Linked DNA regions of Homo sapiens: region 2 is linked to region 1. The links are chromatin loops, found by intact Hi-C in ENCODE. Cell type or tissue: B cell. All regions are shown on one strand. Links, peaks and the distances in the headings refer to the core of each region. The heading gives the core; the rest is flanking DNA. Region 1 overlaps RAP1GDS1 (Rap1 GTPase-GDP dissociation stimulator 1). Region 2 overlaps RAP1GDS1 (Rap1 GTPase-GDP dissociation stimulator 1).

Evidence for each region. Hi-C counts contacts between places; a loop is a spot of excess contacts. Peaks named below come from ENCODE experiments on the same cell type or tissue, not always from the same donor. Only the 100,000 strongest peaks of a DNase experiment are listed, where the experiment ranks them.
Region 2: a loop joins it to region 1, with 1.9 times the contacts of the local background. A loop is called at or near these places in 2 of 110 quality-filtered maps.

What each region holds. Positions count from the first base shown.
Region 1 is chr4:98,340,188-98,351,141 of GRCh38, forward strand. It overlaps RAP1GDS1 (Rap1 GTPase-GDP dissociation stimulator 1), which reads left to right. Exons shown (of 15, transcript NM_001100427.2): 3 at 2,952-3,074. Among named protein-coding and RNA genes, the nearest start is that of RAP1GDS1, 84 kb to the left of the region's middle. In B cell, for the core only: no CTCF peak of the experiment used is centred there; no DNase peak of the experiment used is centred there; H3K27ac peaks cover 550 bases.
Region 2 is chr4:98,288,544-98,299,497 of GRCh38, forward strand. RAP1GDS1 (Rap1 GTPase-GDP dissociation stimulator 1) reads left to right here. Exons shown (of 15, transcript NM_001100427.2): 2 at 4,865-4,972. Among named protein-coding and RNA genes, the nearest start is that of RAP1GDS1, 33 kb to the left of the region's middle. In B cell, for the core only: no CTCF peak of the experiment used is centred there; no DNase peak of the experiment used is centred there; H3K27ac peaks cover 1,391 bases.

The DNA of each region.
Region 1 (10,954 bases), core at 942-8,941:
AAAGGAATAGAAATCATTCTACGATAAAGACACACACATCGCAGCACTATTCACAGTAACAAAGACATGGAATCAACTTAAGCCCATCGATGGTATACTGGATAAAGAAAATGTGGTATATATACACCATGGAATACTACATAGTCATAAAATGAGTGAGATTATGTCCTTTGCAGCAACATGGATGAAGCTGTAGGTCATTATCCTAAGCAAACTAACACAGAAACAAAAATCAAAGACCACACATTCTCACTTAAGTGGGAGCTGCCAGGCATGGTGGCTCACACCTGTAATCCCAGCACTTGGGGAAGCACTTAAGGTAGATCACTTGAGGCAGATCACTTGAGGCCAGTAGTTCAAGACCAGCCTGGCCAACATAGCAAAACCCCATCTCTACTAAAAAATACAAAAATTAGCTAGGCATTGGGGTGCACACCTGTAATCTCAGCTGCTTGGGAGGCTGAGGCATGAGAATCACTTGAACCCAAGAGGCAGAGTTTGCAGTGAGCTGAGATCACACCACTTCACTCCAGCCTAGTTGAAAGAGCAAGACTCCGTCTCAAAAAAGAAAAAATATATATTCACATATATGTATATATGTAAATATATATATAAAAAGTGGGAGCTAAACATTGAGTACATATGGATACAATGAAGGGAACAGCAGACACTGGGACCTACTTGAGGAGGGAGGGTGGGAGGAAGATGAGTATTGAAAAACTACCTATCGGGTACTATGCTTATTACCTAAGTGACTAAATAATCTTTACACCAAACCCCCATGACATGCAATTTACCTATATAAGAAACCTACCCATGTACCCTAAACCTAAAATAAAAGTTTAAAAAATAAAAAAATACACTTTGTAGTTATTTATTGGACAGTGGTGTTTGAGTGATAAAGTACAAATTTGTTCTTTACTTTTTTATGTCACAGAAAAATGGTAGTTCCCAGACGTTTACATTCTAAACCTATATAGAAATCTACATGCTAGCAGGTAAAAATAATTCCTGTTAGATTTTTCTAAATCGTAAATCAGATTTATGTGAAAAACCAGGTTATGTTTTTCCCTTTTATTTCTTTGACAATAGCAGTGAAAATACTATTTTCAAATTCTGGATTCCTGTTTAGTACAGCTATTCTCCCAGTTCACTGGATTTAATCTGTGGAAAGTGTCATTGGAGTGCAAGAGTTAGCATTGTTTTGTTTTGTTTTCCCCTTGCCCCTGACATTCCACTATGATATTAAGCCACTCTTTTAGTTACAGTTAAATGAGACATGCATGGGTGATTTGCAGTTAACTGCTCGCCTCCACACATAACAAATGCTTCGGCTTCATATCTAATCATGATTCATGCCTTATGCCAGACTCTTGCTGTCATCCCAGTACCAGCAGATGGTGGGGCTAGACCCCTGGGGCAGTATGACCCAGTGTTCTAAGGTTATATTTCTTCTGGTAGCAATGGTCAGAAAAGGAAAGATTTTAACATGGCAAATTAAGTTTAGTTCTTTATGGCTTTTTGCTTAAAAAAAAAAAAATCTTAGGTGTCACATTTTCACGTGGTTCCTTAAAAACTTACTTTTTAGTCCAGTAAAATAAACTGGAGTGTTATCATTCCTTAACTCCAAATCCTGGTAGTCAAGGGGTACAAGGAGCAGTGGTTTTTCACTTTCCTCAAACCCATGATTGGAAATACATTTTACATACAGTACATATATACTTACAGGCACATATGCATATGCATATACATAATTCAAACCAAAATTTCAATCATAATGTTTGACCTTACCATGTGCAATATTTTTCTCTTCTTTTTTGTTGTAGATGTTGTTAATTCTTTTATTTTAACCAGTTTCTAGTCTTCATTCCCCAAGTAGATTTTAGCGCTCATAATGGATTGGGACCCACAGTTTGAAAAACTGTATTAAACAATCAGCACTTATTATAAAGAAATATGTTACGTACTTTTTTGTGGACTTTCTCAAATTATAAAAAATGATTTTCCTCCTCTTTACTGATCACATCAGCTGCCATTTAGTTAACAAGAAATTTTTAGGGTTCTCTATTATTTGTATGTATATCCAAGAATCTAAAGGACATAGAGGAGCTACATATAGAAACAAATTTCAATTGAATGTTTTAATGAGCCTTATAACCTCTAGCTTTAAACACATGCCATTTCTCTTCATTGTTCACAAATAATAATTTTATTTCTTTGAGCTTTTCTTTATTTTTAACATATTTTAATAGGTCATTCTTTCAGTAACATACATGAAGTAGCTTGTTTTTATAGGCCCATTATTTGTATTTTAACAAGGAAAGGAAAGAAGTGGGGGCCTCTTGAATTTCTGTATCACCAAATAGAGTTCAGAATACTATGGGTTTTTGCAGTGTACTATTTCTCTTCTTCATTAATGGTGATGTGAATGAGTTGCATGAAAAACATAGGAGTCATAGGAACCATGTAATCCCTTGACTATCACTTTTCATTCCGTATAAAATGATAGGAGGTGAGTTTTTTGCCTAATTGCCATTTTTTAAAGTTGCTATGGCATTATAGGGAACCATAGAGTTTATATAAAGTGATAGCTCTTAGAATTCAGAAGAGATGTAGAAAAAAAGCATTTATATTCTGAATAGACAGGGTTAGAACTAACATTGAGAGTAAGTTTGGTATGCAAATGATATATTCAGAAAGAACTTCTTTATAGTCTGACTGTAAATAAACAAAATATTATATTATCAAGTGTTTTGTGCCGATTAAAACTCAAAATAAAAGCAGCTTGTGGAGCAGAAGGTAATTTTGTATAAAGACATATATTTGAATGTATACCGAAACTAATTTCTATTATGGGTGGGAAAAATTCTTGAAGAATTTATTGTAGATAATGGTTGTCAGTGTTAGCATTAAAGATTTTCACTGAAGCTCTTTGTATGTATCTCTTTTAGATACGGAAACAAGTGAAAAAATCCAAGCAAGTGGAATACTTCAGCTGTTTGCAAGTCTGTTGACTCCACAGTCTTCCTGCAAAGCCAAAGTAGCTAACATCATAGCAGAAGTAGCCAAAAATGGTGAGGTTTACCTCAAGAACTTTTCTGCTGGGAACGTCTTCAGTTTTACATCTTACTTGTCAGTATGCTTTATTAATTTATGTTTTAATTTTGTAGATTAGACATTTTTTATTTCTATTTATCTTTTGTTTGACTCTTCATGTAATTGTTTTAAATGGCTATAGTTACAGTCATTCATACCTGTCCCATCTGATAACCCATTCCTTCTCAGTAGAATTATGGGAAAGCTCTGCTGCCCTCAGCTATACCTGTGTTATTTATTACTTTGGGTATAAGATTCTTGAACTTGCCACTGAGTCATTCATCTTTATTGCCATAAGAGATAATATATTTTTAAATATTTATGTTTGTTTGTGTTATACCCACATAAACTCACTGTTCTTTTTTAGTTTGGCCTATTGTTCCGACATTGGCACTTCAACAGTATAGTTGGAATATACGTTCTATTTTCTACACTCACCATATATTTCTTAAGTTTCCATGTAAGAATACTCTGGAAAAACAATAATGACAACAAAGTTTAGATTGTGTACTATTTATACACTGAGAGATTCTTTGGATGAATTATATCATAGCATAAATATTTGCATGTGGTTTTAATTCAGTCCGTTTGAGAAAAACACTGAATTCCTAAAGCAATGTTTAAGCATATAAGAAGGCCGTACTATATATAATACCTTTAGTTTGCCTCAGTTTGTCAGTTTTACATTATTTTTTAGCCTTTTATTGTAGTATGTTTCATATATTATTCTTTAAAGTGAAGGAATTTGCGTAATCATCATGGCAGGTGGCTTTGTAAAGTACCAGTATATGTTGGTTTGGGCTGGTAAAACAATGTATTTTTAGATGTGTTGCCAAAAAGAAAATTGTTTGAAGCTGTGTCATTTGTGTAGAGGTTCTCAAAATGCATTTCAAGTTCCAGTTAGATTCTATATTGGTATATGATTTTTTGGTGGTTGTTAGAAAATTGGCCACTTATCACTCTTATATGTCACATCTAAGAAGCAGATCTAGTTTGAAAATGAATTCTTTCCAGACATTGCTTGTTAACCTGGACCAACCCCTATCTGAATTTTCTTAGATACCCAGCATCTTGGTTTTTAAGAACAAGTCTTTTATTTTTAACTTTGTTAGAGTCATAGTATAGATTTCCAGAAATCAAGGTAGAGACTCCACAATTTTTATCTTAAAATCTTTTTTCTTAAGCATTCTTATAGTATAAAATCTGAAATTTTGGATAACAGATTTTTGTGAAATGGATTGCCATTCCTATATTCTCTTACTTAATAATATTCCTCATAATGCTCTGTCACAATTTCATGACAACTCTGCTTTGAAGAGTTTCTTACAGTAATACTCTAGTAGATGACAGCTATGTTCGAAAGACATAATAGAATTTTTAATGTTTATACTTTTAATCAGAGGCTGATAAAGGGCATATCACTAACCTCCACTGGTTAAAATAAATAGGATACATTGGTATGGTGTTTATTACTCCATGACCACATTACTTTTTTAAGTGATTGGCTGAGAAAGTGGACCAGAGTCTTGTTGAGTGTTTTTGTTTGTTTGTTTGTTTTTGAGACAGGGTCTTACTGTGTCGCCCAGGCTGAAGTGTAGTGGCAGGATCACGGTTCACTGCAGCCTTGACCTCCCAGGGTCAAGCAATCCTCCTATCTCAGCCTCCTGAGTAGCTGGACCATAGGCATGTGCCACCATGCCTGGCTAATTTTTAAATTATTATTATTTTTTGTAAAGACAAGGTCTCCCTATGTTGCCCAGGCTTGTCTCGAACTCCTGGATTCAAGGGATCCTCCCGCCTTGGCCTCACAAAGGGCTGGGATTACAGGCATGAGCCACTGATTCTGGCCTTTGAGTGTTCTTTTCAAAAGAAATACGTAACTTCAGAAATGCAACCTGACACAACATAGTACACTGATTGGGCATATATTTCTTTTTAGAAATTGACGATGAAAAAGATTGTATGAACCAGAGAATATGAGGTTGGAAGTTAATTTGTTCATCTTTACTCTGCTGTGCACAGAGGAGAAATATTAGCATATACTTCTTCCATTCAAATAAACCCCAAATAGGTTTTTGTACGCACAAAAAGAATCTTTAAAAATTAACACACCTTTGTGCTGACATTCAAAATTTAGAGGATTTGTAAGAAGTTCCGTGGGCGAGTTTAATGTGGGAGGGTAGCTTTGACCATAAATTATAGTAAAAGATTTTTTAGACCTTTTAAATGTATTATTCCCTTATATAATAGACTTAAGACTGATATGAGGCAAAGGACAAATAAGATATGACATATCTGTGAATATTTCAGAATTGGGCTCTCAAAGTATTTAATAATAATAGTAATACTTCTTAATGCCAGCTATGATTTTGTGCTAACATAATTTAAGTGTTGTGTACATTATTTCAATCCCATATGAGATAGAGTTATTTTATACAGATAAGAAAACATAGAGGCTAAATATCTTACCTGTCATCACACTTAAGTGATGATAGTTGGATTTTATGCACTAGTTTGTTTCTCTCCTTTCATTTCTTTTCAGTAAATGAGAATTTATGATGGCAGTGGAATGTGTAGAGGTGGTCTGAGTACAGCGGTAGCAGCATGTAACCTGAAAGATTGGGCTGGTAACTGATGTGAAAATGTATAAAAACCAGCAAAAGTTGAACTGCTTTATGTCTGTTCCTCTAAAGTAGTTCCCTGCCTTTGACCTGTAGCAGCAACAGACTCACCCGGGAACTTGTTACATGCAAATTCTTGGATCCACTCACCCAGACTTACTGAATCAGGGACTCAAGAGTGGGCCCAACCATCTGTTTTAACAAGTCCTCTAGGTAATGCTGATGAGTATAAAGCTTGAGAACCACGTTTCAGTATAAAGCAGTACAGAATCAGTACTTTTGATTAACATTATGCTTTTTTTGTTCTTCTGTGTACTTTATCATATTGCAAAGTGTTTATCAAAACTTCCGCCTGAGTGCTCTTAACAACAAAAGAGTGAAAATGTACACCCAAGAGGACCTGGTGAGAGCATTAACCAGAAATACAGAAGTCTCCTGTTCTGTTTTATTTATTTTAATTTTGCCCTCTATTCCATAACAGGTACATGTAGTACATGTTTATTTTAGTATAAAATGCATGTGTGCCCTAGAAAAATCATTGAATAAAGTTGAGACTCCAGAAAAATGCACTATATTGTCAGGTAGCTTAAAGTATACCTCGAGACCTCAGTGTTGGAAGCTTAACCTCCGTCATTTTGTAAGAATGATTATTTATTTTTTTTTTTTTTGAGAGGGAGTCGCCCAGGCTGGAGTGCAATGGTGCGATCTCAGCTCACTGCAAGCTCCACCTCCCGGGTTCAAGCAATTCTCCTGCCTCAGCCCCCTGAGTAGGTGGAATTACAGGCACGTACCACCACACCCGGCTAATTTTTTGTATCTTTAGTAGAGACGGGGTTTCACCATGTTAGCCAGGCTGGTCTCGAACTCCTGACCTCGTGATCTGCCCACCTTGGTCTCCCAAAGTGCTGGGATTACAGGCGTGAGCCACTGCGCCCGGCCAGTACTTTCTTTAAAAACAAGGGCAGTACAAAGAGTGAGTGAAAAATATAAATGTCAGTTTGACAACCCACATATAAAAGTCACTCATTCTTTTATATTCATGCCTCATAGTTTTCCTTGTTTTTCAAAAGAAAAATATAAAAAGCTAAGAGTTAATACAGGGAAGTTATTAGAGAAAATTCAAACATGAATATGTTATGATTTAGTCTAATAAACACTGAGGTGGACTCTACTACTCAGTGTTTTTATTTGGCTTGAAAATTTTGGTTTAAAAGAGAGTTTTAATAAAATAGTTTCTTCAGGTAGGTAAAAGTGGAGAAAGTAGATGTTAGGTTTTTTAATATTTGAGGATATGTGAGGGGGATATAAATCTTGGTGTATATAAAAAGAAAATAATTTTCATCACAGCCTGTACTTTATGATGCTGCTGAAAGAATATGTAATTCAAGTAGGTTTGAGAAAGTAAAAGAAAGAAAGTAAAGCGTTAACACTCTAAATTTACAAAAGAATAAAAAATAATCGACAATTATTTAATGAATGTATTACTACAGTCAAAGGGAAAAACATTAGTCTTAGGTGGAAATCAACTTTTTATTTTTATTGATATTGAAATAGAGCAGTACCTATTCCTTAAACCTCTGTATTGAATTTCTACATTAACCTATACATGTTTTGCAAAGAAAAAAAAGTGAATTCTATGTTGTGTAGGCAAATACACATATACAGAAACACTTAATGGCTCCTGCTTTCTACAGCATAATGGCATCCACTAACGTTGATTTCTATTCACTGTCATTCTGCATGTATCTTGGTTTCAGCCTCTTTCCCTTGCAGTACTGCCCCTTTCCCCGAACCAAAATTTTCAGTTCTCCGAGTTCAAATTGCCTAGAGAGAGAATCTGATTTTTTGCCTGTTTCTTTTTAAGTTCATCGCCATTGTTCTTTTTAGGAAATCCTTCAAAGTAGACCATCTTTTAGGCTATTGAGTCAGAATCCAGCCAGCTGTGAAAGATAGCAGGTGTGAATGTAGAGGTATAGGTAGTAGGAACCCCTTTGAAGAAGGACGACTGTCAGCCATTCTGAAGCCTCTCCAACATAATATGTATAACATTTTAAACATATTCTTTTTTATTATTATTATTCTTTAAGTTCTAGGGTACATGTGCACAACGTGCAGGTTTGTTACATATGTACACATGTGCCATGTTGGTGTGCTGCACCCATTAACTCGTCATTTACATTAGGTATATCTCCTAATGCTATCCCTCCCCCGTACCCCCACCCCACAACAGGCCCCGGTGTGTGATGTTCCCCTTCCTATGTCCTAGTGTTCTCATTATTCAATTCCCACCTGTGAGTGAGAACATGTGGTGTTTGTTTTTTTGTCCCTGTGATAGTTTGCTGAGAATGATGGTTTCCACCTTCATCCATGTCCCTACAAAGGACATGAACTCATTCGTTTTTTATGGCTGCATAATATTCCATGGTGTATATGTGCCACATTTTCTTAATCCAGTCTATCATTGATGGGCATTTGGGTTGGTTCCAAGTTTTTGCTATTATGAATAGTGCCACAGTAAACATACGTGTGCATGTGTCTTTATAGCAGCATGATTTATAATCCTTTGGGTATATACCCAGTAATGGGATTGCTGGGTCAAATGGTATTTCTAGTTCTAGATCCTTGAGGAATCGCCACACTGTCTTCCACAATGGTTGAACCAGTTTACAGTCCCACCAACAGTGTAAAAGTGTTCCTATTTCTCCACAGCCAATCCAGCACCTGTTGTTTCCTGACTTTTTAATGATCACTGTTCTAACTGGTGTGAGATTGTATCTCATTGTGGTTTTGATTTGCATTTATCTGATGGCCAGTGATGATGAGCATTTTTTCATGTGTCTGTTGGCTGCATAAATGTTTTCTTTGGAGAAGTGTCTGTTCATATCCTTCGCTCAGTTTTTGATGGGGTTGTTTGTTTTTTTCTTGTAAATTTGTTTGAGTTCTTTGTGGATTCTGGATATTAGCCGTTTGTCAGATGAGTAGATTGCAGAAATTTTCTCCCATTCTGTACGTTGCCTGTTCACTCTGATGGTAGTTTCTTTTGCAATGCAGAAGCTCTTTAGTTTAATTAGATCCCATTTGTCAATTTTGGTTTTTGTTACCATTGCTTTTGGTGTTTTAGACATGAAGTCCTTGCCCATGCCTATGTCCTGAATGGTATTGCCTAGGTTTTCTTCTAGGGTTTTTATGGTTTTAGGTCTAACATTTAAGTCTTTAATCCATCTTGAATGAATTTTTGTATAAGGTGTAAGGAAGGGATCCAGTTTCAGCTTTCTACATATGGCTAACCAGTTTTCCCAGCACCATTTGTTAAATAGGGAATCCTTTCCTATTTCTTGTTTTTGTCAGGTTTGTCAAAGATCAGATGGTTGTAAATGTGTGGTATTATTTCTGAGGCCTCTGTTCTGTTCCATTGGTCTAGCTCTCTGTTTTGGTACCAGTACCATGCTGTTTTGGTTACTGTAGCCTTGTAGTATAGTTTGAAGTCAGGTAGTGTGATGCCTCCAGCTTTGTTCTTTTGGCTTAGGATTGACTTGGCAATGTGGGCTCTTTTTTGGTTCCATATGAACTTTAAGGTAGTTTTTTCCAATTCTGTGAAGGAAGTCATTGGTAGCTTGATGGGGATGGCATTGAATCTATAAATTACTTTGGGCAGTATGGCCATTTTCACGATACTGATTCGTCCTATCCACGAGCATAGAATGTTCTTCCATTTGTTTGTGTCCTCTTTTATTTCGTTGAGCAGTGGTTTGTAATTCTCCTTGAAGAGGTCATTCACATCCCTTGTAAGTTGGATTCCTAGGTATTTTATTCTCTTTGAAGCAATTGTGAATGGGAGTTCACTCATGATTTGGCTCTCTGTTTGTCTGTTATTGGTGTATAAGAATGCTTATGATTTTTGCACATTTTAAACAGATTCTTAAACATCCCTGTTTTTTTTTTTAATATATCTGCCTGAAGCATGATAACTTTATGTCTTTAAAATTAGCTAGCGAGGACTACCACTCTTTGTTTAAAAAAGTAAATTAGCTGAAAAGCAAATGAGTTTTAGAAGAAATTCTTTTTTACTTTATCCAGAGACTGACAGTGACTGAAAGCTGAGGAATATATTAGCTTTGTTTTATCTTTATATGTTTTTGAGTAAAAAATGGTTCCAAAGAGTTTTGATTCCACAATTTTTCTGTAATTATTTACCCTCTATTATTCCAAGAATACTTGAAGCTATTGATTGTAGAGTCCAAATTTTGAAAGATTGGTATCATATAGGCAAAACATAAAAGAAACACAGTAATTCTTCAATGTTGCCATTGCCTGAATAGCAATAACAAAACAAGCAAAATAATAAGATAAACAAGTTTTATTTATGAATGAGTACAAATCAGACCGTTCCTAAATTTCTTGTTTTAGTAGTCAATGAAATCATCTTACTGTTGGGAACCAGGCATAGTTCAGTGAAAAGGATAATGAACATCTGTGTTTAATATGAGTTAGTAGCATGTTAATTTAAGATTTGAAATCTAGTCCAGGCCTGGTGGTTCTCACCTATAATCCTAGCATTTTGGGAGGCCACAATGGGAGGATCACTTGAGCCTAGAAGTTCGACACCAGCCAGGGCAGCATAGTGAAACTCTGTCTATAAAAAAATAAAAAATTGGCCGGGCGTGGTGGCTCACGGCTGTAATCTCAGCACTTTGGGAGGCCAAGGCAGGTGGATCACGAGGTCAGGAGTTCAAGACCAGCGTGGCCAACATAGTGAATCCCCATCTCTACTAAAAATACAAAAATTAGCTGGCTGTGGTGGCACTTGCCTGTAGTCCCAGCTACTCGGGAGGCTGAGGCAGAAGAATCATTTGAACCCAGGGGGCAGAGGTTGCAGTGAGCCGAGACTGTGCCATTGCACTCCAGCCTGGGTGACAAAGCAAGGCTCCGTCTCAAAAATAAATACATAAATAAAATTATCTAGGCCTGGTGGTACACACCTGTAGCTCCAGCTATGCAGGAGGCTGAGGTCAGGGAGGATCCCTTAAGCTCAGGAGTTCGAGGCTACAGTGAGCCATTATCATGCCATTACATTCCAGTCTGGGTGATAGGGTGACACCTTGTCTCAAGAAGAAAAAGATTTGAAATCTATGAAGGGTCTAAAGTAACCATTAACTAAAGAGGTAGATAAGCAGATTGATGTGTCATCTCCTATAGATGGTCATTGAATTCATGAACATGTACAGCATAATTCATTT
Region 2 (10,954 bases), core at 1,660-9,659, 51 kb before region 1:
CCCAGTAATGGGATTGCTGGGTCAAGTGGTATTTCTAGTTCTAGATCCCTGAGGAATCACCACACTGACTTCCACAATGGTTGAACTGGTTTACCGTCCCACCAACAGTGTAAAAGTGTTCCTGTTTCTTCACATCCTCTCGAGCACCTGTTGTTTCCTGACTTTTTAATGATCGCCATTCTAACTGGTGTGAGATGGTATCTCATTGTGGTTTTGATTTGCATTTCTCTTAAGGCCTAGTGATGATGAGCATTTTTTCATGTGTCTGTTGGCTGCATAAATGTCTTCTTTTGAGAAGTGTCTGTTTATATCTTAACAGCAAGCATCTGTAGCCGCAGCAGCAGTGAAGAGAAGCATGATTTTTTTTCATATCATTAGAAGTCAGTGAAATGGGGAATAACTGGAGAATTTGATTATAATACAGTAGTCCCCCTTTATCCACAGGGATATGTTCCAAGATCAAGAGGCATGATTTTTGTGCTTAAACTTTTTTAGCTTGCTAAGAAGTAAGATAATTTGAATGGTGACTGAATATGTGATAATTATACAAGGTAGCCCTTTTTTTACTGTAGATATGTCACCTACCCATGAAAATGGGACAACTTATTTAATTCTCAGCAATCACAAAATTCTAAAATCTTTTGGAATAAATTTAACATTAAAGAATCTATATAAAAATAGAAACTTTCATGTTTATCAAGGTATAAACAAAATGTGGGAGCCTAGAAAAGGAAGGTTCCTCTGACTGCAGGAATACAGAAAGCTTCATGCAAGACTTGGCATATTAGTTGACTTCGCCAAGTAAGTAGCCATGCTAGATGTGGAAAATGCACAGAAAGGAATTTTAGAAAAGAATTTAATTCTCACAATTGTGAAAATGAAAGTGTGCTTGGGAAAAAGCCAATAATGTGGTGGGACTGACACACATGATGTTGTGTGAGAAAGTAATGGGAGATGGCATAATGTGAGTTGTAAAAGTTTCTGATCGGTTTAGGACCAGCTCTGGTAAACAAAAAAAAAAAAAAAAAAAAAGAAAGAAAAGTAGGAAACTGAAAATACAACATAGTAAAACTGAAAATATTATAATTTTTAAACACAGTCCTTTCCACTTGACATGCTAACAGAAACTACTATTCCTACTTCATTAGAGAAGCTTTTAAAAATAGCTTCATTCTGTCAGATACTAAACCCTTTAGATAAGTAAAACATAATATTCAAGAGAGATTGCTATTATTTCCAGCTGCTAAGCCAGGTGCCCCAAATTGACTTAATGCCATTCATTTTGAGATAAACTTGAAATTCTTCCATTCATGCATTGGCTGTATTCTAGGTACTTGAAAACCACATTAGCACAGAAATATTTTTTTTTTTGGATTTGATGTGGATAGTGATGCTTTCAAAGTAAAGCTTTGTTACTAGATAGTTATGTGAAAATAATAGATACAGAAAAAAATTGAGTGACATTTGAAGTGAGGTAAAAATGTCTTGAACTTTTACAAGCTCAGTTAGCAGTTCTTGTGTACTTGTCTCCTGTCGGTTTTATCATCAGCAATGGTATAATTGTCCAAAGATAACAAACACATATCTATCTATATACCCATGTATCTACTTACTGGCATATAGTAAAGTGATAGAATTGATTAACATTTAAAAGTATGAAGTTTTAGATCCAATAACCTTGAAAATAAAGCTACCATTTCTGAATAATATTGTGAGGAAGATAAACTGAAAAATGCCACCACAAATAACATAAAGAATTTCATGACTTCCTAGTTTAACATGACACTGTCTTGAGATTTGTTCTTTGGGACAGTCCTTTCTTCACAGTCAAGTGTATTCTTTGTTGTTGGTGATGATCTTAAGTACTTTTATGGTCAAATTATTTAAATATTAAAACAGCATCACTTTCCTCATTAGTTTTTCTTAGATTGATGTTAAGAAAGGAACTGATAGCTAAAAATTTAGGTCTTATGAAAACTCTTCCATTGCAGCAAGTACTTACAGACCAGTAAATAATTTGTTTCTGGTTTATAGAAGAGAGGTTGGAGCATAAAGAGCCTCTGGTGCCTAAGATAAAAGAAAAAAAAGGCTTGGCAAAGTTTGAAGGTTTTAGTGGGAAAGTATAGCTGTTTGTCTTTAACAGAGACTTTTGAGAAATGCGAGGAATGATAGTTAGCTGTTCACGGTTACCAGAAGTTGCATCAGGTTTTATCCAAATGTATCAAGGCCTAAAATGTGGTAATTCTTTATATTGATAGGGACATAAAGCAAGTGGTCTGTCCAGCTGAATAAAAGAAGGGAGGACAGAAGGAAAGAGCATACCATCCTAATATTCTGAAGGGCATGCATATATTATTCAGGAAGAGAAGAGGCTCTGTGCACAACTGGGGTCACACTAATATTAAAGGGGCAGATAGAGAAGGAAGATCTATTGAAGAAGACCAAAAACAAGTGTTTAGACTGATGTTTCTAAGTTAAGAGGTGTTTCAGAAATGGAAAAACTGTCTATTGCTACAGAGATATCAAACAAGAGGATTGAGAAAAATTCATTGGCTTTGTCAAGATATCATTTAAAACCTTTGACAGAGTAATTTTGATAGGCTTTTAGAGGACTTGGTTAGATCAGGTTTTAAGGAGCGATTGAGTGGGTAAGAAGTGGGAGACTCAGAATTTTAATGACCAAGTCAACTTTGCTTTAACCCTTTGAAGATGTCACATATTTCACAAGACGAACTAGACCATATGTTGATATATAGGAAAGAAATTGTTTTAAGAAAAAATTTTATTTTATTTGTTAATACTTCTCCATTTCTATCTCTACTTACTGCCTCATTACCAGCCAGAGGCTGACAAATTTTCATTAGAACAATTTCAGTGCTTTTAAGGAAATGTAAAATACAGCTCTCTGGAATTACACAAAAAGTAATTTGGATGCTAAGGATTTACTACTGAAATTTACTGTCATGGTTTGAAGGAGTACAAAAATAATATCCTCTGTTTCTTACCCAAGCTTAGAACCACTGGAGATATAAGCATATGAGTCGTCTGCTAGAATTTAAAATATCTGCTTTAAAATTAATAAAGTCTAGAGTTAAGGCCTCTATTTGTAGAGTCACAATGGGATTACTAGTAATTTACTGCTGAATTATACATATTTACTCATTTTGTCACTGTACACCTGGACAGCCACAGGTGTAGAACAGAAAATTCTTGTTGTTTCTAAAATAACAGGAATGCAGAAGGGGTTGAGCCATACATGTCCAGTAGTCCTCAGCCTTAATCAGATAAATCAGATAAATCTTTCCTCTTCTGGAAAATGGAAGCTTTCATATTGTTTCGGCTTAGCAGGGCAACTAACCTTTAAGGAACTGCCAGGTGTCCAGTTTTAGTATATCAGTGAATATCCGCAATTATCTGAAAAGGCTGTTAAAATACTCACGTGTTTTCCAACTACGTATATATTGAGACTAAATTTTCTTCATCTATTCAAACCAAAACAGCATATTAACCAAGATTGAATACAGAAGAAGATACGAGAGTCCAGTCATCTTCTGTTGAACCACATTATGGAGATTTTTTTTTTTTCCTTTTTTTTTTTTAAGAGATAGGGTCTTGCTCTGCCACCCAGGTTAGAGTGCAGTGGAGCAATCCTAGCTCCCTGTAGACTCAAACTCCTCAGGCTTAAGTGATCCTCCCACTGCAGCCTCCTGAGTAGCTGGGAATACAGGCACATGCCACCATATGCAGTTAATTTTTTTATTTTTATTTTTCTTAGAGAAGAGGACTCACTTTGTTGCCCGGGCCGGTATCAAACTCCTAGCCTCAAGTGATCCTTCCACCTTGGCCTCCCAAAGTGATGGGATTACAGGCATGAGCCACCGGGCCTGGATGAAATTTCTAAAAATGTAAAACAATGCCTTATGTAAGTGATAGGTTGATGGGTGCAGCAAACCACCATGGCACATGTTTATGTAACAAAACTGTATGTTCTGCAGATGTAAGCCAGAACTTAAAGTATAATAAAAGAAAAAAAAAAAACAATGCTATTCTTCTTGCTAAATTTTTTTGTTAGGAAATAATTTTTTTCATTAAAATGCTAATTATGTTAATGTGCAGTAGGTTTATAATTGTTACATTTAAGTAAATTACTAAATAATTTTAAAAAGTCTCAGTTTTGATTTTGTAGTATGTTAAATGTCTATAGCAATAATATAAACAAAAGCTCTTTGGGATTCTCAATAACTTTTAATAGTGTAAAGAGGTTTTGAGAATCTGTGATCTAGAGGAATTCACATATAATTTAGGAAGAAAGCATAGCTTTATAATCCAAAATATGCATGTTAGGGCTTAAAGCAGTACTTTGATGTGAAGTATTTTTGAAATGACAGTGTAAGTTTTGTAGTTATCACACTTTGTATTATTTGGAATCATATTATTTTGAAATTTTTCTAAACCTTCATTTTTTATGTCTTTAATGTACAACAGAGGAAGTGAACAATGAAATAAAATGTTTGTAAAACTATATAATTTTTTATGAACATTTAATTTTTCTAAGCCATAGATGCTTTCCTGAACAAGCTCAATAAGTTATAAGAATATGGAAAAAAGATGTTCTTTGATAATATTTGGAATATTCCTGGTATCTTACACATAGCAGAATGAATATTTCATATCTGAGTTAAGTGAACAAAGTGCATTTAAAATTTTTTTAATAGTACAGTCTAATGCCATTTTGGAATGTACGTGGAGGTTAATTTGCTATTATAGGAAGCTCTCCAGTTTAGTGGTAACTGTTTATCCTTTTGTCATGTAACATATGGTGGTCATAAGGTTGAGTTTCTGATTTTTTTTTTTCTTTAAGCAGATAATCTCAGTGATACCTTGAAGAAGCTGAAGATAACAGCTGTTGACAAGACTGAGGATAGTTTAGAAGGATGCTTGGATTGTCTGCTTCAAGCCCTGGCTCAAAATAGTAAGTTTCATTATGTTTACTCAAATTCCAAAGAAGAAAATCAAATCAGTAGTCATTCAGAAACTGGTATGTAGTTAAGCACATAACTTTGTATTCATATAACTTGAATTCTTTTGAATCATATCCCTGAATACTGAGATTGTTTTACATGTTCTACCCTCCTACTTCCCTCCACGCCCCCGCAAGATCCTCAAAGCCAAGCTGATAGGCAAAGAAAGGAGGAATTGATGGGTGGTGATGACATTAATACCAGTCCCAGAGAGAGGCCATTGTTTCATTTCTAACAGTCAAGCATCGTAGTTGTTTTTCTTAGCACCTACATCTGTGCTTTAAAAATAGATTGTTTTATATGTGGGGAGAGTGGGGAGGGAGAGAGAGGAGAAACAGAGGGGGAGCTTAAAACACTTAACATTTTTTTGGAATCTTATCATATTTTAAAATAATTGTACCTTAAAATAATATGTATGCATAGATAAATTTGGAAGGAACCATTAGAAGTCATCAAAAATCTTTTGAAATTGGGGTAGGATTTTATCTTTGATGTGATAAATAATGCTAGAGATAGAAACTGCACAGTTCTTCATTGACCATTGTGTTGCATTTTATTTATCCTATTTCTAGTCACTAATTTCTGTATTATCACCATTAATAGATCAGTATAGAGTGATTTTCATTTGTTATCTTAATTCTGCTTGGTTGTGCTGTGGTTTTTTCTGTACTTGTTTTTAATTATGCTCTTGTCCTATCCTGAAACTAATTATGTAGCTGACAAAGAATGGAGGGGAACGTATATATTGTTAAGGTTTTAATTGTAAGGTTTCAACACTTATTGATATATGTTTTTTTTATTTTTTAGTAAACCTTGATTAGAAAAATCTAAAATAATTGATTGCAGTACTTTTCATCAAAAAAGCACATTTTAGAGCTAGCTTTTAAAATTATTTTTCAGTAATTATTTTAGATTACAACTGTCATGCTGTTTAATCATAGAGATAACAGGAAGAGATTTGAAACAAGGAGTTCAATAAGAGCATCCAGATAAGGCTCAAAATGGTAAAGAAAAAGGACAGGAAAGGAGAACGTCTAAGCCTGCTATCCATTTTAGTGGACACATGTGGCTATTTAAATTTAATACAAGTAAATAAAATGTAAAAGGAAGTTCCTTAGTCTCACTTCTCAGTAGTTATATTTGGCAGATGACCACTCTCTTGGGGATCACAGATATAAAATATTCCCATGATCACAGAAAATTCTTATGGATAGCACTGGTCTAGAAACTAGGAAGAACCACACGATGACCTGATTTTTTTTTACATGTGCCTGTATAGGCAGCTTTACACAGTAACATAATTAACCTAAGTAAATTGAGTATCTCAGGTATATTTTTTTGAACAGTTGTTTTATTATAACCTTCGTCTGTTTTCAGCAACACTTTTTTTCTCTGTTAGACAGTAAACTTTTAAATAGACCATTTGCTTTAGATACTGAAGGACATGAAGGGTCATATTCTTGGTCATCTGTAGAGGTTGCCCATTTGTCTCCTAGGAAGACTGGAAGACAAAGAGATGAAGTTGAAGGGAAATGAAGAAAAAAGGGAGTAAAAAGTGTATAGCTTTTAAAAGAACAGATTTAAGAAACACTGAGAAGTTCATAATTATTAGATTAAATTAGCTTACATTAGAATAAGCCCATTGCGGACTTATTCACTGTACCTTTTGTTGAAAATGGTCTTGTGAAATTGTGTATCACAAAATGTTAAGGCCACGTAACCACAAGGTATTAAAACAATAAACTCTCACCAATTTAACTAATGATGCCCCAGGAAGGGAACAAAAGGAATGTCTTGTTAACAATCTGAAACAAAATTTATAAATGCCCTCAAGCCTAAGACTACTGACAAAGAAGAATTGGAAAAAGGAGTTCATGCAGATGTTCAGTCTTTGACACCTGTCATTGGATCACTTACTGTATGTTTAGCACTGGGCTGGGGATTATAGCCACTATCTAATCTTTCCTATAGTCCCATGAGGTAGGTATTATTATCACCATTTAAAGGATGAGGTAACAGATTAATAAGCTTATTTGCCTTGCTCTGGAAGAAGCCAGAGTTTGGATTTGAACTCTTGATTTACAAAATAAAAAATTGTAATCTGAATAAAGTGAAGCTTTTTGCTGAGTTCATGTAATGTGAAATCATTCCAAGAAGCTAGGTTTTAACATTGTGTTTTAAATTTTTGTTTTTTCTTTAATAAAAATAGCTCTAAATTTTTATTAAAGTGGATAAGCCTGTTTTTCTTGAACTATAAAGTGATATATGTATTTTATAGGCATTTATTGATACACTTTATAAAGTCAGCATATGCCTTTTTAACAAGAAAAAGTAAAATATATTAGTGAGATGTTAATTTTCTACAGTTCTTCCTTGAATAAGGTGATTGAGCCATTGCTACTTCTGTCCTCCTAAATGTAAAATTATAAAACATTTAACTTAGAAGAATCTGTACTTGCTTTTTAAACAACAACAACAACAACAACAACAACAAAAACACAGAGAGCTTCTCGTTTCATAATTCTTCCTTAGTGTCAGGTGTTTTAACTAAAAATAACAACTGTACCATAATTGCACCTGATCAGGAAAGAAAGATTTCTCCATTCTGTACAAATATAAGATGGTAATGTATGTAATGGAAATATAAACAAAATTTTATTTTACAGTCTATTACCCTGTTACTGGAAAGGTTATCTCTGAAAGGAACAAAATAATGCTTTTGAAATTTTTACACTGTGTGATTTAGTGCATTTGAATTGCATATTACAAATGACTGTAATCTGAAATTAGAATTTTTACTTTGATGTATGGCTTTAGAGTGGTTTTCTTTTTTTACCATTGGCAGTATTTCTCTCTGTAACGTTTATACTATATGTGTCTATCTTAAGAGACAAGAAGATTTGAATACTTACTAGATTTTATGAAAACATTTTGTTTAAGCAAGCATTTTGTGTAAATCTATGATCTAAATTAATATAAAGTCATTCATTCACTCATATAAATACATCAGATCTCAGTTTTAAAATGTTTTTAGTAAATGTGTGAAGGCTACCAGCCAAGAAATCAGCTTCTGTTTATTTTGGTCTCTTTTGATTCAGATTATAGTTAGAAGATTCTCAGTAAATGCTTATTTGATTGTAGTATGGTTACTCTATTTTATGGTTATTTGGAAATGTAAAACAATAGGCCACCTATTTTCATCCCCAAACATTAAGACAGGAATTGTCTTTGGAGAATGTGGCATCTAAATCACCTTGCAAGAGAAACTATTAGTTTAAATTAAAGTCCCAAAGGCAAGAAAAATTAACATTCTATTTGTAATAAAAATTCTATCCATTTTATTCCATTTTGAGGATGAAGACCATTTTGTGTTGCCGGGGGGACCATAAAGTGTGCCATACAGCTTTAAACTCTCTCCCTGAAGAAGTAAGCTGTCTTCCCCTGCCTCGTTCTCTTTTTTTTTTTTTTGTATTTAACTTAGTTTCTTGCTTGATGGCAATTCCCATTTCATACGAGAGTCACGTAATTGTTTATTTTTTATAGAACAACTCTGTGAGATACTGCGTGTTTACTTGTCTTTAAAGAAAAAAAGCATTTAATGTCTAGTTCCACATCTCTAATCTTCTATGATAATATTCACTCACATGTTGAATTCTTGCTTTATTTTCTAGCCCTAAGGTAATTTGCTAGCCCTTGTTCTTTATTTCATTTGTTGTATTGATTTTTGGCTCCCTTCTAGGCTACAATGCTAAGCATACGTAATTATAGGCAAACTTCATTTTATTGTGCTTTACTTTATTGAGCTTCACAAATACTGTATTTTTTACAAATTGAAGGTTTATGGCAACCCTAAGTTGAGCAAGTCTTTCAGTGCCATTTTTCCAACACCTTGTGCTTACTTTGTGTATCTGTGTCACATTATGGTAATTCTTGCAACATTTCAGACATTATTATTATATCTACTTTGGTAATCTGTGTCAATGATCTTTGATGTTACTATTGTGATTGTTTTGGGGTGCCGTGAACCATGCCCATGTATGATGGTAAACTTAATTGATAAATATTGTGTCTGTCTGACTGCCCCACCAACTAGCTATGCCGTACCCCCTACTCCCCATCTCTATTCCTCTCCTCAGGCCTCCCTATTGCATGAGACACAATGTTTAATTTAGACCAATTAATAATCCTACAGTGGCCTGTAAGTGTTCCAGTGAAAGGAAGAGTCACATCTCTCTCACTTTATATCACAAGCTAGAAATGATTAAGCTTATTGAGGAAAGCATGTCGAAAGCGGAGGCAGGTTGAAAGCAAAGATAGGCCAAAAGCTAGGCTTCTTGAGCCAGTTAGCCAAGTTGTGAATGCAAAGGAAAAGTTCTTGAAGGAAATTAAAAGTTCTACTCCACTGAAAACATGAATGATAAGAAGTCTAAACAGCCTTATTACTGATAGGAAGAAACTTTGAGCGCTCTGGTTAGAGGATCATACTAGCCACAACATTCCCATGTCCTAATCCAGAGCAGGGCTCTGATTGTCTTCAGTTCTGAGAAGGCCGAGAGGTGAGGAGACTGCATTAAGAAAAGTTGGACACTAGCAGAGGTTGGTTCATGAGGTTTAAGGAAAGAAGTCATCTTCACAACACTGAAAGTGAAAGATGAAGCAGCAGCTGCTGATGGAGAAGCTGAAGCAAGTTACCCACAAGATCTAGCTAAAATCATTGATGAAGGAGGAGGCTGTGCTAAACAACAGATTTTCAGTATAGATGAAACAGCTTGGTATTGGAAGAGATGCCACCTAGGACTTTTATAACTAGGGTGGAGAGGTCAATGCCTGGCTTCAAAGGACAGGCTGACTCTCTTATTAGGGGCTAATGCAGCTGGTGACTTTAAGTTGAAGCCAGCATTCATTTACCATTCTGAAAATCCTGGGGCCCTTCAGAATGATGCTAAATTTCTCTGCCTGTTCTCTGAAAATGGAAAACAAAGTCTGGATGACAGCACATCTATTTACAGCATGGTTTACTGAATGTTTTAAGCCCACTGTTGAGACATACTGCTCAGAAAAAAAAGATCCCTTTCAAAATATTACTGCTCATTGACAATGCACCTGGTCACCCAAGAGCTCTGACGTACATGGAGATAAATGTTATTTTTGTGCCTGTTAACACAACATCCGTGGATGAAGGAATAATTTCGAAGCCTTATTATACATTTCATAAGGCTATAGCTGCCATAGATAGTGATTTCTTTGGTGGATTTGGGCAAACTAAATTGAAAACCTGGAAAGGATTTACCATTCTAGATGCCATTAAGAATATTCATGATTCATGGGAGAAGGTCAAAATATCAACTTTTTTTTTATTATACTTTAAGTTCTAGGGTACATGTGCACAACATGCAGGTTTGTTACATAGGTATACATGTGCCATGTTGGTTTGCTGCACCCATTAACTTGTCATTTACATTAGGTATTTCTCCTAATGCTATCCTTTCCCCAGCCCCCTACCCTACGACAGGCCCTGGTGTGTGATGTTCCCCCCGCTGTGTCCAAGTGTTCTCATTGTTCAATTCCCACCTATGAGTGAGAACATGCAGTGTTTGGTTTTCTGTCCTTGTGATAGTTTGCTCAGAATGATGGTTTCTAGCTTCTTCTGTATCCCTGCAAAGGAGATGAACTCATCCTTTTTTATGTCTGCATAGTATTCTATGGTGTATATGTGCCACATTTTCTTTATCTAGTCTATCATTGATGGACATTCAGATTGGTTCCAAGTCTTTGCTATTGTGAACAGTGCTGCAATAAACATACGTGTGCATGTGTCTTTATAGTAGCATGAAAATATCAACATTAACAGGAATTTGGAACAAGTTAATTCCCTCTATTATGGATGACTTTGAGTAGTTCAAAACCAGTGGATGAAGTAACTGTAGATGTGG